Regions from separate parts of the Homo sapiens genome. Here region 2 is linked to region 1. Evidence: chromatin loops called from intact Hi-C (ENCODE). Cell type or tissue: K562. All regions are shown on one strand. Links, peaks and the distances in the headings refer to the core of each region. The heading gives the core; the rest is flanking DNA.

What was found. Peaks named below come from ENCODE experiments on the same cell type or tissue, not always from the same donor. Only the 100,000 strongest peaks of a DNase experiment are listed, where the experiment ranks them.
Region 2: a loop joins it to region 1, with 4 times the contacts of the local background. A loop is called at or near these places in 2 of 110 quality-filtered maps.

What each region holds. Positions count from the first base shown.
Region 1 is chr21:36,122,018-36,130,667 of GRCh38, reverse strand. It overlaps CBR1-AS1 (CBR1 antisense RNA 1), which reads left to right and starts at 4,028. Exons shown (of 4, transcript NR_040084.1): 1 at 4,028-4,181. It also overlaps the pseudogene MEMO1P1. In K562, for the core only: CTCF peaks have their summits at 4,951 and 7,508 (motif pointing left); a DNase peak (open chromatin) is centred at 4,967; H3K4me3 peaks cover 262 bases; H3K27me3 peaks cover 3,784 bases.
Region 2 is chr21:36,386,327-36,394,976 of GRCh38, reverse strand. CHAF1B (chromatin assembly factor 1 subunit B) reads right to left here. Exons shown (of 14, transcript NM_005441.3): 3 at 7,247-7,379; 4 at 3,309-3,426; 5 at 327-430. It also overlaps the pseudogene ATP5MFP1. Among named protein-coding and RNA genes, the nearest start is that of CHAF1B, 5.3 kb to the right of the region's middle. RefSeq lists enhancers at 8,133-8,632, 8,633-8,650. In K562, for the core only: a CTCF peak has its summit at 5,127 (motif pointing right); a DNase peak (open chromatin) is centred at 5,126.

The sequences.
Region 1 (8,650 bases), core at 196-8,195:
GCAGCACAAGACCCACAGTACGTATATCCTGCATGGGGGGCAATAATGGCTCTAGCAGGTCTTTTTGTAGACTGTACTTGTGAAAGCCAACCTTCTAGCTGTGCATTCAGCTGCGGTCCTGAGGCTGTGTACCAGCTCCCGGCGTGACTGGCTTCTCGGCAGACCACTCGGTTGGACATCTTGGTGCCTGTGCCGCCTATGGTGCACGAGGATGAATGAGGAGGCGGCGGCGGCGGCGGCAGGAGCGGCTCCGCGAGGGGACGAGACACCGCGGGCCCAGCCCAGGAGGAGGCGGCAGCGGGGAGGGGATCAGCCCGGCCCAGGAGGAGGAGGAAGAGGAGGAGGCGGCGGCCCAGGAGGAGGAGATGGCAGCCGGGGGGGTGGCGGCGGCAGCAACAATCACCACAAACTCCGGCGACCGCCGGAAGATGGGGCCCACGGCGGCCTCACCTAAGCCCGGAAAGCCCTGGCCCCGGCCCCCGGCGTCCCCGCTGCTGCCCAGCCGGGGCTGGTTCAGCCGAGCCGCCCCCACGGCCCCCTCCCCTCCCAGCTGGCCTCCCCGAGCCACCGCGAGTGACCCCACCCCCGTGACTCCGCGCCCGCCCCCGCCGCGGGGCTCCCCGCACCCACCCCCACCCCCACCCCTGGCAGGGCCCTCCAGCCCGGCCGCCTATTTTTATTTTTATTCTTATTTATTTATTTTTTGAGACAGAGTCTTGCTCTATCACTGAGGCTGGAATGTAGTGGTGCCATCTCAGTTCACTGCAGCCTCCACCTCCTGGATTTAAGCGATTCTTGTGCCTCAGCCTCCTGAGTAACTGGGATGCACCCGCCACCAAGCCCAGCTAATTTTTGTATTTTTAGTAGAGATGGGGTTTCACCATGTTGACCAGGCTGGTCTCGAAGTCCTGACCTCAAGCACTCTGCCTGCCTTGGCCTTCCAAAATGCTGGGATTACAGGCGTGAGCCACTGCCCCTGGCTAGAAGTGTATTTTTTAAGTTTCCAACTTACTTGGGGATTTTTCCGGCTATCTTGCGATTGATTTCTAACTTAAATCCATTGTGGTCAATGAACTCACATTGCACAACTTAACTCCTTTTTAAAGAATTTCAAAAGCCGAGAGAGATATTAAAGCATGTTTTTATGTAATGACAATAATCTCAGAGAGAGAACAGTTGAAGAACAGGAAGAATTGCAAGAACAAAATGTGTGGGAAGACCAAGCACGGGTGGATCCAGGAATCAGGTGGGGGTGTGGAGGGGGAAACAGCACACCTCTTCTCTTGTAACAGAAGGAAAGGCAGAGTGTGTGGGTTTAGACCCAAGCATGTTGGGGAAACTAAGGCCTTCCTGAGGGCATCTGTTATCTCTTTGGAGGGTGAGAGATTTGAGGTCATCATTGAGAGGGATTAGTTTGGGGAAATTGAGGACAGTAGCCATTTTGCAGATTGGGAAAGTGATTTTTTTTTCCTGTGGCTCATACCTGTAATCCCAGCATTTTGGGAGGCCAAGGCAGGCAGATCACTTGAAACCAGGAGTTCAAGACTATCCTGGCTAACACGGTGAAACCCTATCTCTACTAAAAATACGAAAAAATAACTGGCCGGGCATGGTGGCGGTCGCCTGTAGTCCCAGCTACTCGGGAGGGCTGAGGCAGGAGAATGGTGTGAACCTGGGAGGCAGAGCTTGCAGTGAGCTGAGATCAGGCCACTGCATTCCAGCCTGGGTGACAGAGACAGAGTGAGACTCTGTCTCAAAAACAAAAAAACAAAACAAAACAAAACAAAAAAAAACCAGGTGTGGTGGCGTCCATCTGTAGTCTCAGCTACTCAGGAGGCTGAGGCAGGAGAATTGCTTGAACCCAGGGGGTGGAGGTTGCAGTGAGCCAAGATCACACCACAGCACTGGAGCCTGGCAATAGAGTGAGACTTTGTCTCAAAAAAAAAAAAAAGAAAAAGAAAGAAAGAAAGAAAGAAATGGCTCCGGTTATTGCCGTCGACAGAATAATGCCCCTCCCCCAAGAGGTCTGCATTAGAATCTGCAGAGCCTGTGAATTTGCTTTCCTTCACAAGAGGGACTTTGCAGAAGTGATTACGGATCTTGATGTGGGGAGATTAGCCTGGGTTACCAAGGTGGGTCCAGTGTAGACCCAAGGGTCTTTATGAGAGGGAGGCAGAAGGGTCCAAGACGAAGATGTGGTAGAAGCAGAGGTCAGGAGAGATTTGGAGATGGAGGAAGGGCATGTGCCAAGGAACACAGACAGCCTCCAGAAGTTGACAGGACAGCAGAGGGGTTCCTCCCTCAGGGATTCTGGAAGGAGCACGGCTCTGATACCTTGACTTTAGGACTTCTAACCTCCAGAATGATAAGATCATAAACATGTGTTATCTCACGCCCCTCAGTTTGTGGTAATTTGTTTTAGTGGCCATAGAAAGGACTGCAGTTACAGGAAGATTCCTACCTTCTGTCCTGGCTGAGAGGAAACACCTTTCTCTTGTACTTAGTACAGCATTGCGCAAATAATTGGAATTGTGAGCAGATTTTTTAAGAAAAAGACTGGGCCGGGCTCAGTGGCTCGTGCCTGTAATCCCAACAGGCTGAGGAGGGTGGATCACAAGGTCAAGAGATTGAGAACAATCTGGCCAACATGCTGAAACCTCATCTCTACTACAAATACAAAAATCAGCTGGGTGTGGTGGTGCGTGCCTGTAGTCCCAGCTACTCAGGGAGGCTGAGGCAGAAGAATTGCTTGAACTCGGGAGGCGGAGGTTGCAGTGAGCCGAGATTGTGCCACTGCACTCCAGCCTGGCAAAATACTGGTGGCCAGGCATGGTGGCTCATGCCTGTAATTCTAGCACTTTGGGAGGCTGAGGTAGGTGGGTAGCTTGAGTCCAGCCTGGGCAACATAGTGAAACCCTGTCTCTACCAAAAATACAAAAATTAGCTGGGTGTGGTGGTGTGTGCGGTAGTTCCAGCTGGGAGGATTGGGTGAGCCCGGGAGGTGGAGGTTGTGGCGAGCCGAGATGGCGCCATTGCATTCCAGCGTGGGCAACAAGAGCAAAACTCTGTCTCAAAAAAAAAAAAAAAAAAAAAGTTGTGGGTTCTGGTGGTTTACTGCTGTGATTCTGTTTAGATTGGCTTTGCTATCACTTAATGCCATTGTCCCTTTGTGTTTACCAAATCACTGGGTAAGAACCCAAACCTTTGCCAGTAACATGGCATTCTTCCAGGGTTCTTCTCCTTCCAAAGTCCTTTTGTGGTCTGAAGGACTGAATGTCCACAGCCGTTCCCTCATCTGCATCCAGCGACTGTCTGAGCACCTGTTAGGTACCAGTCATGCTCAGGAGTGAACAGAGGCCTGGGAAGGGCAGGAGTGGAGCTCCCTGCCTTCATGGCTCCTTATTGTAGCTCCTACTTACTCACTGTGTGATCGTGGGCAAGGTTCCCAATCTCTCAGTGTCTCAGTTTGCTCATCTGTACAATGGGAATAGTTTTAGTGCCTAGCTCTTACGATTGCTGTAAGGAGTACAGCATGAATGTTTAATATTATAAAAGTGCTTAGAGCAGTACTGACAAACGGTAATACATAAATGTTTGCTGTTCTTACATTTTTTCAGCAAAGGCAGGCAGACACCATCTAAAACCATACATTCATGTCTTTACAGCCATTGATTGGTGTTCTCCTGGGTAACAGGCACAGTCATGACTACCATTATTTGCTAGAGGCAGATAATGTGGGCAGAGGTGGGAGGTGAGGGGAACCTGTCTACAGCTTCGCCTTAAAGAAAGCGCTCTTGACTCCCATCGCGTTCTAAGAAAGTCTGGGTTGCAGAAGGCAAGCTTGGGCAGGAATGGGGCCCATTGTTTTTCTGGAAGCAAGATTAAGGTCAGGTTCTGAGTCAAATGAAGAGGTCAGCAAACAGCTTGGTAACTCCCCACCTCCTCTTCTCTATGCCTAGTTCTTCACTGCCTGCCCTTCCCAGGGGTGGGTCACAAAGTGGCTTAGGGTCAGGACAGTGAGGCTGTTGAGTGCCATGGGGGGTGTCAGGGAGAAGACAATTCCTACAATGCCACCTCATGTAGCTGAAACCTCGCCTTCCTCTCCTAAGTGTTCTGTGCCTGAGTGCTGGGGTCAGGATTATGCATGGTCCCAACAGGGCTTGACCAGGCAGGACAAGCAGGTGTGTGATTTGTATGCTTGAGGTCACCATGGTGGCTGTCCCTTTGCTACCCTGGAATTGGTTTCTGGTCTCTATATTCAGAGTGACTCAGGGAAAAGCATACTGCTTATTGTAAACACTGCTGACTTGGAAGAAGAGATTCTCCTTGCAAATGTGGTAGGAACCAGTTTAAGTGTGATGTCTGGAAGGCTGGGCTCTGTGCCTGAAAGGAAATCTGCCACACCCTTGCTAAACTGGACAGAGAAGGGGCCATGGCAGGCTGGTGAAGCACCTGTGCTGGGAAATGTGGGTCCGAAGGCCCCAGTCCTCTCCTTGGGAGCTGGATCAGGGTTTATTTTAAAGCCCATTCTTACCTCTTAGCTTGGCAAAGTATTGCCAAGCCTGGGGAAAACCAGCCATTCATGTATATTTCTGGCGAGTGTAATGTACCTCCTCTTTGGAGGGCAATTTGGCTGTTGTCTATTGAAATTAAAAATATGCGTCTCTTCCTGGAAAGGGAATTGTTGGGGGAATTTATCCTACAGATACCCTCCCGTGTGTGTAATGATAGCCGGACCAGGATGTTCTTTAAAAGTGGTTCTCAGCCAGTTTGTTACAAAGGTCATGAATTATTCAGCAAGATGATAATGGTTTTATGTTTTTAAAAATGATAAATTGTAGCCTGTTGATCATCGTTAAAAATATTTGAATGCTATTTGTATGGCTTTCTCTGTGAACTTCAGTGATTATTTTGGACAGTTTGTGTTTGTAGAACTTGCTGCCAGACAGTGCCCCTTGTGGTTGAGTGGCTGCACTACATGGCATATGTATCAGTTTCCTGCGGTCACCATAACTAAACACCAAATACAGGTGCAGAGCTTCATTCTCTCATAGTTCTGGAAGCCAGAAGTCCGAGATCAAAATGTTGTCAGGACCATGCTCTCTCTCCAAGCGCTGGGAAAGAATCCTTCCCTGCCTCTTCCACTTGCTGGTGGTTGCTAGCAATCTTTGGCATTCCTTGTCTTGGGGCAGCATCACACCAATGTCTGCCTCTGTCTTCATATGGCTGCTGTCTCTGCTGAGCATCTGTGTATGTCTTCTCCTCTCCTGTTCCTTTTTTTTTTAATTTTTTTTCCTGAGACAGTCTCACTCTGTCGCCTAGGCTGGAGTGCAGTGGCATGATCTTGGCTCACTGCAACCTCCGTCTCCTGTGTTCAAGCGATTCTCAAGCCTCAGCCTCCCGAGTAGCCAGGATTACAGGCGCCTGCCACTACACCTAGCTAATTTGTGTATTTTTAGTAGAGACACGGTTTCACCATGTTGGCCAGGCTGGTCTCGAACTCCTGACCTCAAGTGATCCACCCGCCTCAGCCTCCCAAAGTGCTGGGATTACAGGCATAAGCCACCATGCCTGACCCTTCTCCTCTTCTTATAAGGACATTAGTCTTCCAGCATAATCTCATCTTAACTAATTACATCTGTAAAGACCCTATTACCAAAAGGGCACATTCTGAGATGGCAGGTGGACATGAATTTTGAGGGGACACTGCAGAACTAACCCACTATAGAATCTTTCTTTAATGTTTCTATTGATCCCTTTCAACTGGTCTAATATATTATTTAGCCTGAATTTTTTTTTTCTTTTTTGAGACAGTGTCTTGCTCTGTTGCCCAGGATGGAATGCAGTGGCATGATAATGGCTCACTGCAGCCTTGACCTCCCAGGCTCAAGCGATCCTTTGTAGCTGAGACTACAGGTCTGTGCCACCATGCCTGGACAATTTTTTATTTTTATATATGTTTTTAAGAGGTGGGGTCTTGCTATGTTGCCCAAGGTGGTCTTGAACTCCTGGGCTAGAGCAATCCTCCTACCTTGGCCTCCTAAAGTCCTGGAATTACAGGCATGAGCCCTTGCATCTGGATAGCCTGACTTGTTTATCATAAATTCTTTTTTGAGATGGAGTCTTGCTCTGTTGCCCAGGCTGGAGTACAGTGGCACGATCTCAGCTCACTGCAACCTCTGCTTCCTGAATTGCAGAAGAATTCTGCAATTCTCCTGTCTTAGCCTCCTGAGTAGCTAAGATTACAAGTGTGCACCACCACACCTGGCTAATTTTTGTATATATATATGTTTTTTAGTAGAGATGGGATTTCGCCATGTTGGCCAGGCTGGTCTCAAACTCCTGATCTCAGATGATCCTCCCACCCCGGCCTCCTAAAGTGCTGGAATTACAGGCATGAGCCACCGTGCCCGGCCTATCATAAATTCTTGCCTGCATGTCTTAGTCCATTTGTGCTGCTATAACAAAATACATGAGACTGGGTAATTTATAAACAATAGAAATTTACTTCTTGTGGTTCTGGAGACTAGAAAGTCCAAGGTCAAGGTTCTAGGAAGTCTAGTGAGGGCCTGGTCTGTGCTTCCAAGATGATGCCTTGTTGTTTTGCCCTCCAGAGGGGATGGACGCTTTGTCTTCACATGGTGGAAGGGCAAAAAGGAGGGAAGCAGCTCCCTTATATATCTTTTATAAGGTCATTAATCCCATTTGTGAGGACAGAGCCCTCATGACCCAATCACCTCCCCAAAAGCTCCACTTTCTAATACCATCATCTTGGTGATTAGGTTTCAACATATAAATTTTGGGAGGACACATAATTCAAACTATAGAAGCATATATAAAGCTTAGTTTCCTTTTGGTACAGTTTGCTCTTATATTTATTTTTCTACCATCATAGGAGTTTGCTATGGTTTGAATGCTTCTCCCCTCTGAAACTCATGATGAAACTTAATCCCAAATGTAACAATATTGACAGGTGGAGCCTGTACGAGGTGATTGGGTCATTAGTGCTCTGTCCTCACCAAAGGATTAATATATCATGGATTAATGGGTTAATGGATTAATGGGTTATCATGGGAATGGGTTAGTTATTTTAAAACTGAGTCTGTTATAAAAGCCACTTGGCATTCTCTTGTGTACTCCTTGCCATGTGACCCTGTACCACCTTGGAACTCTGCAGAGAGTCCCCACTAGCAAGAAGGCCCTCACCAGATGCAGCTCCTTGACCTTGAACTTCCAGCCTCCAGACCGTAAGAAATGAATGTATTTTCTTTACAATTTACCCAGTCTCAGGCATTCAGTTATAGCAACAGAAAAGGGACTAAGATAGCCATCTTTATTGTTTTTGTTATCTGGTATTGCGTGTCTCTAAAGAGAATATAACTGGATTGTTAACTATTTCCTACCCTCCTTTGTTAGTGGCTTCATATTTTTTTATTATTTATTTATTTATTTATTTATTTATTTATTTATTTATTTTTTTGAGACAGGCTCCCTCTGTTGGCCAGGCTGGAATGCAGTGGCGTGATCTCGGCTCACTGCAGCTTCAACCTCTTGGGTTCAAGCTTCCTGAGCAGTTGGGACTACAGGTGTGCACCACCAAGCCTGGCTAAATTTTTGGTAGACATGGGTTCTCACTGTGTTGCTCAGGCTGGTCTCAAATTCCTGGGCTCAAACGATCCTACCCACTACAGCCTCCCAAAGTGCTGAGATTATAGGCATGAGCCACTGTGCCCAGACTTTTAGTGGGTTTTTAAAAATAGAAAGCTAATATTCATGGAACTCTTGCTCAGAGTCAGGTGCTGGTCTCCACACTTTACACTGACCTATATGTTCCACTCTAACAAGAGACTCACCCCATATCATGAGCCAAGCATGGGGGGAGGACCTTCTTGAAAGCAGACACTAAAATGTCTTGGTAGCCACACTGATTTTCTTTTCCCTTCATAGCTGTCCTGTTGCTTTTAGTTCTGTATCACCGCCTTCAGTGTGCCCAGCTGTCCACACCCCGCTATCCAGGTTCAAGAGAAGATCCCGTTGCACTCATTTTCCAGGGCCATTACACTTTTTGGGAAATAATTTTTGTGCTGTTGTCAAACAACAGTTATCCTCTGTTATTTAGCAACCCTTGTTCCTTGAACATTTTCTTCTTTAAAAAATAGTTTTATTGAGATGTAATGTGAATTAAATCCCATTTAAAGTATACAATTCAATGATTGATAGTATGTTCACAGAATTATACAACCATTACCACTATTTTGGGACATTTTCATCACCCCTAAAACAAACCCCATAGCCATTAGCAGTCATTCCCCATTTCCTTCCATGCCTTCATCCCTAGGCAGCCACTAACCTGTTTTCCATTTATATAGACTTACCAATTCTAGACATTTCAGATAAATGAAACAGTAAGATGTGGCCCTTTGTGACTGACTTTCACGTAGTGGGTTTTTTTTTTTTTTTTCTTTTTTGAGACAAGGTCTCGCTCTGTTGCTCAGGCTGGAGCCCAGTGGTGCAATCATAGCTCACTGCAGTCTTGACCTCCCTGGGCTCAAGTGATCCTCCTACCTCAGTCTTCTGTGTACGTGGGACTACAGGGGTGCACCACCATGCCCTGCTCATTTTTTGTATTTTTTTGTAGACACAAGGTTGC
Region 2 (8,650 bases), core at 421-8,420, 260 kb before region 1:
GGCAGATCACCTGAGGTTAGGAGTTTGAGACCAGCCTGGCCAACATGATGAAACCCGTCTCTACTAAAAATACAAAAATTAACTGGGTGTGGTGGTGCATGCCTGTAGTCCCAGCTACTTGGGAGACTGAGGCAGGAGGATCGCTTGAATCTAGGAGGCAGAGGTTGCAGTGAACCAAGATCGCACCACTGCACTCCAGCCTGGGCGGCAGAGTGAGATCCTGTCTCAAAAAAAAAAAAAAAAAAAGTTAAAGCAAGTTAGACTTTTAGGCTTTTATAGATGCTTAGAATATTTCTTCCTGCTAATAACAAAAATATATCATTTACCTTTGCTGACATCCCATATGATGGCTGTGTTATCCACAGAGGCAGAAGCCATTAAATTCCCATCAGTTGCCCAGCAAATATCATACACATCTTCTAAGTGGCCCCTAGAATCCAAAAACAAAGAGGAAAAAAGCAATTACTCCCCAGGTATAGCAGCTTACCCCTGTAATCCCAGCACTTTGGGAGGCCAAGGTAGACAGACTGCCTGTGGTCAGGAGTTCAAGGCCAGCCTGGCTAACACAGTAAAATCCCATCTCTACTCAAAATACAAAAATCAGCCAGGTGCTGTGGCTCACGCCTGTAATCCCAGCACTTTGGGAGGCCGAGGCAGGCAGATCACAAGGTCGGGAGATCGAGACCATCCTGGCCAACATGGTGAAACCACGTCTCTACTAAAATACAAAAAATTAGCCAGGCGTGGTGGTGCACACCTGCAGACCCAGCTACTCAGGAGGGTGAGGGAGGGGAATCACTTGAACCTGGGAGGCAGAGATTGCAGTGAGCCAAGATCGCGCCACTACACTCCAGCCTGGCGACAGAGTGAGACTCCATCTCAAAAAAAAAAAAAAATTAGCCAAAAAAAAAATAGCCAGGTGTGGTGGCGCACACCTGTAGTCCCTGCTACTTGGGGGCTGAGGCAGGAGAATCCCCTGAACCCAGCAGGCAGAGATTGCAGTGAGCCAAGATCATGCCACTGCACTCCAGCCTGCGCAACAGAGTGAGACTCTGACTCTAAACAAAACAAAACAAAAAGCAATTATTAACTCAAAAACGGACAAGTTATCAAAAATATAAGGACAATCTCCAGAACTAAGCATTAAAATGAGATTCCAAAATTTCCACTGGCACTATATTAGCTATAGCTATAAAAAACTACTTTCAAGGATAGCTATATCTGACCGGTCGCAGTGGCTCACGCCTGTAATCCCAGCACTTTGGGAGGCCGAGGTGGGCGGATCACCTGAGGTTGGGAGTTTGAGACTAGCCTGACCAACATGGAGAAACCCCGTCTCTACTAAAAATACAAAAAAATTAGCTGGGCATAGTGGTGCAGGCCTGTAATCCCAGCTACTCGGGAGGCTGAGGTAGGAGAATCGCTTGAACCCAGGAGGCAGAGGTTGCGGTGAGCCGAGATCATGCCATTGCACTCCAGCCTGGGCAACAAGAGCAAAACTCCATCTAAAAAAAAAAAAAAAAAAAAAAAGGATAGCTGTATCTTTAAAATTGAATACTTTTTACTAAGAAAAATGTATAGCCGAAACTAAGAAAATCCATTTTAATTATGCTTTCATCCTTTAAAACTATTGTCTTAGGACTGTTTCATATAAATAAAACTTCTAAATTAGACCAGCCTGGGCAACATAGTGAGACCCTGTCTCCACAGAAATTTAAAAATCCTCTCCCTCTCCCTCTCCCTCCACCGTCTCCCTCTCCCTCTCCCGCTCTCTCCACAGTCTCCCTCTGATGCCAAGCCGAGGCTGGACGGTACTGCCGCCATCTCGGCTCACTGCAACCTCCCTGCCTGATTCTCCTGCCTCAGCCTGCCGAGTGCCTGGGATTGCAGGCGCACGCCGCCACGCCTGTCTGGTTTTCGTATTTTTTTGGTGGAGATGGGGTTTCGCTGTGTTGGCCGGGCTGGTCTCCAGCTCCTAATCGCGAGTGATCTGCCAGCCTCAGCCTCCCGAGGTGCCGGGATTGCAGACAGAGTCTCACTCACTCAGTGCTCAATGTTGCCCAGGCTGGAGGGCACTGGCGTGGTCTCCGCTCGCTACAACCTCCACCTCCCAGCCGCCTGCCTTGGCCTCCCAAAGTGCTGAGATTGCAGCCTCTGCCCGGCCGCCACCCCGTCTAGGAAGTGAGTAGCGTCTCTGCCCGGCCGCCCATCGTCTGAGATGTGGGGAGCGCCTCTGCCCCGCCGCCCTGTCTGGGAGGTGAGGAGCGTCTCTGCCCGGCCGCCCCGTCTGAGAAGTGAGGAGCCCCTCCGCCCGGCAGCCGCCCCGTCTGGGAAGAGAGGAGCCCCTCCGCCCAGCAGCCGCCCCGTCTGGGAAGAGAGGAGCATCTCTGCCCGGCAGCTGCCCCGTCCAGGAGGTGGGGGGCAGCCCCCGCCCGGCCAGCTGCCCCGTCCGGGAGGTGGGGGGCGCCTCTGCCCGGCCGCCCTGTCTGGGAAGTGAGGAGCCCCTCTACCCGGCCGCCACCCCGTCTGGGAGGTGTACCCAACAGCTCACTGAGAACGGGCCATGATGACGATGGCGGTTTTGTCGAATAGAAAAAGGGGAAATGTGGGGAAAAGATAGAGAAATCAGATTGTTGCTGTGTCTGTGTAGAAAGAGGTAGACATAGGAGACTCCATTTTGTTCTGTACTAAGAAAAATTCTTCTGCCTTGGGATGCTGCTAATCTATAACCTTACCCCCAACCCCCTGCTCTCTGAAACATGTGCTGTGTCAACTCAGGGTTAAATGGATTAAGGACGGTACAAGATGTGCTTTGTTAAACAGATGCTTGAAGGCAGCATGCTCCTTCAGAGTCATCACCACTCCCTAATCTCAAGTACCCAGGGACACAAACACTGCGGAAGGCCACTGGGTCCTCTGCCTAGGAAAACCAGAGACCCTTGTTCACTTGTTTATCTGCTGACCTTCCCTCCACTATTGTCCTATGACCCTGCCAAATCCCCCTCTCCGAGAAACACCCAAGAATGATCAATAAATACTAAAAAAAAAAAAAAAAAAAAAAAAAAAAAATTTAAAAATCAGCAGGGCATGGTAGCATGCACCTGTAGTCCCAGCTATTTGGGAGGTGAGAGGATCACTTGAGCCCGGGAAGTCAAGGCTGCAGGGTACTGTGATCACAGTACAGCACTCCAGCCTGGGCGACAATGAGACCCTATCTCAAAAGAAAAGAAAAAAAAAGTCAAAAGGTATATTCCATTTAATGCACTCATCGTAAACAGAGATCACTGCCATGGTCCCTCCCAAGTTACCGCAGAGTCTTCACAACCGTCCAGTTCTCCTTGTTCAGCTGGGCCTCGTCCTCATCCTGAAAAGCGATCTGCTCCGGCTCCTTGTTATCATTCACCTTCCACAATAGGATGACAGCATCTGCAGGGTGATTCAGTAACAGTGATCCACGCTTCACCCACACTCCTTCATATTAGGATTTTTATTTTCATTTTTTTTTTTTTTTTTGAGACGGAGTCTCACCCTGTCGCCCAGGCTGGAGTGCAGTGGCGCAATCTTGGCTCACTGCAACCTCTGCCTCCCAGGACCATCCTGGCTAACTGTCTCTACTAAAAATACAAAAAAATTAGCTGCATGTCAGGATTTTTAGGGTATTAAAACAACATTTATGTTGTTCAGTGGACACTATGGCCAGGATGATTTACTTCCAAGCATTTCAACAGGGAAAGTAGGCAAATTGCCTTCTGAGCTAAAACTCCAAAATCAAATTCATAACAGATCAGAGCTATACAAAATCACCTTAAACAGAAGGGTCCCTAGGCCAGCAAATGCCACTGCAAAATGACTGGCTACATTAATAAATCTGAAGGCATAACCTATAAATAGCTGAATAGAAAAACAAAACAGCAAAGAACCCTCAGTGCAAGGGTTGGCAAATGTTCCTAGCTCAGAAACCTTCAGCAAGTCACTTAGCATCTTGATGTCTCAGTTTCCTCACCTGTAAATGGGGATAATAGGCAGGGTGGGGTGGCTCACGCCTGTAATGCCAGCACTTTGGGAGGCTGAGATGGAAGGGTTGTTTTAGCCCAGGAGCTCAAGACCAGCCTGGGCAAGAGAGCAAGACCTTGTCTCTACTAAAAATCAAAAAAATTAGCCAGGTGTGGTGGCACACACCTCTGGTCCCACTACGCAGGAGGCTGAGGTGGGAGGATCACTTGAGCCCGGGAGGTGGAGGCTGCAGTGAGTCCTGATCTTGCCACTGCACTCTAGCCTCAGTGACAGAGCAAGACCCTGTCTCAAAAATGAGGATAACAATATATCTACCTCACAGGCTGTTGTGAGGATTAAATTGGCCAATGTATATAACACACTTACAACACAATGGCTGGCAGATAGTAAGCCCCATGTAAGTGTCAGCTATTAATACCATTATAGATATCAGGTACTTTAGCCTGAGGTCACCCATTGTCTAAGTCCAATAACTCCCCACATTCTGACTCTACGATTACCACGTAACCTTCTGACCATCCCTTAGCTTCCCTTTTAGGAATGTGCACAGCAGGACAGTGAATGAATGAGGTTGTGAGGACATACGCATTCCCATTCTTTGTTTTTCTTTCTTTTTTTTTTTTTTTTTTGAGATGGTGTTTCACTCTTATTGCCCAGGCTGGAGTGCAATGGTGCAATCTTGGCTCACCACAACCTTCGCCTCCCGGGTTCAGGCGATTCTCCTGCCTCAGCCTCCCGAATAGCTGGGACTACAGGTATGCACCACCACACCCAGCTAATTTTGTATTTTTAGTAGAGACGAGGTTTCTCCATGTTGGTCAGGCTGGTCTCGAACCCCTGACCTCAGGTGATCTGCCCACCTCAGCCTCCCAAAGTGCTGGGATTACAGGCGTGAGCCACCGCACCCAGCCTGCATTCCCATGCTAAGTTAACCGGAATCCTATTCGCACACATTAGTCTGGGAGCTTGGTTAACATGCCATTGGCCCTGATGGATGAACACTCTCCACGTGCTGACAACAGCAGGTTTCTGGGCCTCCAAGACCAAGGGACTTTGGAAAATGGGGGCTGCCATGTGCAACCTCAGGGCAGACAGCAGGTAGCCACCCCCAGGTGGCGCTCCTGCTCCCCACTTTTCCCTCTACAAATCAGCGTGCGCGCGCACACACACACACACACACACACACACACACACACACACACATCCCTTCATGCACTCTGGGTATCATGGCACTGAACTCAACCAGGTCTCTTTTCCTCCTCCTGCAAAAAAAAACTTTAGATTTCTGTTTTATTTTGTAATAGTTTCTAGATTGTTTTAAAGTATGGTAAAAAGGTTTACTTTTTTTTTTTTTTTTTGAGACAGACTCTCACTCTGTTGCCCAGGCTGGAGTGCAATGGCCCAATCTTGGCTCAGTGCAACTTCCACCTCCCAGGTTACAGCGATTCTCCACCTCAGCCTCCTGAGTAGCTAGGATTATAGGAGCGCACCACCATGCCCAGCTAATTTTTGTATTTTTAGTAGAGATGAGGTCTCACTATATTGGCCAGGCTGATCTCAAACTCCTGACCCCAAATGATCCACCTGCCTCGGTCTCCCAAAGTGCTGGGATTACAACATGTGTGAGCGACCGCGCCCAGCCTGGTTTACTTTTTCCATATAGTTTTATCCCATTTAAGCACAGGCAGAAAACAAGAATCAATCTATTCCCACCAAACAAGCAAGCACAAATCACAAGGCCATTCATTAATGACACTCCCGGTATGCTCCCTCCCCAGCACCCTCCAGCAGCCCGGCACTGCAGACACCAGGACTCCAAAGCAGCATCAGTCACAGCAGGGAATGGGAGAAAACACACAGATGTCAAACCAGAGGAGCTGCCAAGCTGGGTACCGACGCGGGATCTTACCCCGACCGGCACTGCTGGAGCGTTTCAGAGGCTACTATGGGTATTACAACAAGTATGTCACTGTGAAGAAAGGGAGCATTGCGGGGGTTTCCACAGTGTTGGCAGCTTAGGTGCTTTTCAGCTACTGCCTTTCTTACAGGGAGATCAAACACGAGCAGCTACTCAGGGCCCACTGAAGAGGGGCCAGTGGGAGGGCACACTGCACTTCTGAGCATGGCACACCTCCATGAGGAACTTTGCCATTGCTGAATTCTTTCATATCCCAGTTTAGAATTCATGCCCAAATAGCCCGGGCGCGGTGGCTCACGCCTGTAATCCTAGCACTTTGGGAGGCCGAGGCAGGCAGATTGCCTGAGCTCAGGAGTTTGAGACCAGCCTGGCTGACAAGGCGAAACCCCATCTCTACTAAAAATACAAAAATTAGCCGGGGGTGGTGGCAGGCGCCTGTAATCCCAGCTACTTGTGAGGCTGAGGCAGGAGAATCGCTTGAACCTGGGAGGCAGAGGTTGCAGTGAGCCAAGATTGTGCCACTGCACTCCAGCCTAGATAACAGTGAGACTGTCTCAAAAAAAAAAAAAAAAAAAACTCCCAAAGCCAATTAATTACTAACACAGTCCTAAAGCCATTTAATTAATTACACAGAGACACAGAACTGACTCTGATCACCACAGATGTTAAACTAACAATCCAACAAAACCAGAACAGTCGCCTTGCTTGGGATGTGACAGAATGGTAAGTGCCTTTCCATCTCGTCTTAGAACAGCCTGGTGGGAGCTTGCGGGAAAGCAGCTGTTTTCAAACAGGTGTTCCTGGTTTCATCTTGCTGTCCTCCCTCCCTGACTCTACCACATTCCCTAGAACAGTATTTTACTGAACTACCTAAATGACAGATTGAGAGGGTCAGCCACACCTGAACTAAAAAGCATATCCAGGCCGGGCGCAGTGGCTCACGCCTGTAATCCCAACACTTTGGGAGGCCGAGGCAGGTGGATCACCTGAGGTCAGGAGTTCGAGATCAGCCTGACCAACATGATGAAACCCTGTCTCTACTAAAAACACACAAAAAAACTAGCCGGGCGTGGTGGCAGGCGCCTGTAATCCCAGCTACTCAGGAGGCTGAGGCAGGAGAATCGCTTGAACCCAGGAGGCGGAGGTTGCAGTGAGTCGAGTTTGCACCACTGCACTCCAGCCTGGGGAACAAGAGTGAAACTCTATCTCAAAAAAAAAAAAAAAGCATATCCAGCTCAAATCTCACTATCTGACACAAGACACACAGGTATCTATCTGGTTCCCGAAGAATCTCTGAAGGACAGCAATACTCACCATCTCCTCCCGATGCTAAAATTTCCCCAGTTGGAGAAAAACGCACAACATTGACGGCTTTGGTATGACGAGCAAGATTGGACAAAAATTCCACGATGGCTTTTCCATCTGGTCCCTTTTCTACCTTCCAGATCTGTCAATACCAACACATTCATTTGAAAAACATAGAATGGGCACATATTATACTGTCTGTATTAAAACAATACTATGGGCTGGGTGTGGTGGCTCACAACTGTAATCCCAGCAGTTTAGGAGGCCAAGGTGGGTAAATCACTTGAGGCCAGGAGTTCAAGACCAGCCTGGAAACACAGTGAGACCTAGTCTCTACAGAAAATTTAAAAAATTAGCCAAGTGTGATGGCACATGCCTGTAGTTCCAGTTATGCGGGAGGCTTAAGAGGGAGGATCACTTGAGCCCCGGGTCGGGGCTGCACTGAGCCAAGATCAGGCCACTGCACTCCAGCCTGGGCGACAGAGTAAGACCCTGTCTCAAAAAAAAAAAAAAAACAAAACTATGCTTATTTTCAGAAAGAAAACTTAGTTTTTCTTTTGAAACATAAAATCAAAGAACTCCCTATCTAAAACATAAATGTCTACTGTCCCCCTCCGCCTTCTTTCTAGAGCAACTTGTTACCCAGTAGGAACCAGGATCAGGATCCCAAAACAATGAACGTCCAGTTACAATAATCTAGGGAAAATGAATCAAATAAGAAAGCAGAGCCGGGCATGGTGGCTCAGGCCTGTAATCCCAGCACTTTGGGAGGCCAAGGTGGGTGGATCACCTGAGGTCAGGAGTTTGAGACCAGCCTGGCCAACATGGTAAAACCCCATCTCTACTAAAAATACAAAAATTAGCCAGGTGTGGTGATGAGCGGCTGTAGTCCCAGTTATTTGGGAGGCTGAGGCAGGAGAATAGCTTGAACCTGGGAGACAGAGGTTGCAGTAAGTCGAGATTGCACCACTGCACTCCCACCTGGGCAACAGAGCAAGACTCCGTCTCAAAAAAAAAAAAAAGAAAGCAGCTCTCTTTTGCTTTCATTGTTCACCGCAGGCCCTGGAAATTTAGCATTCTGGGCTAGATGACAAAGTAGTTTAGTTTGTTGACATACGTTAATTCATTCATTCATTTACTTAAGAGAAGGGTCTGGCTCTGTCACCCAGGCTGGAGTGCAGTGGAGTGATCGTTGCTTGCTTCAAACTCCTAGGCTCAAGCGATCCTCTCACTTCAACTTCCCAAGTAGCTGGGCCTACAGCTGCACACTGCCACGTCCCGCTACTTTTTCATGTCTGGCTGTTGCCCAGGCTGGTGTCGAACTCCTGGACTCAAGCGATCCTCTCACCTCAGCCTCCCAAAGCACTGGGATTACAGGCGTAAGCCACCGCGCCCAGCCGACACTGGTTTTAA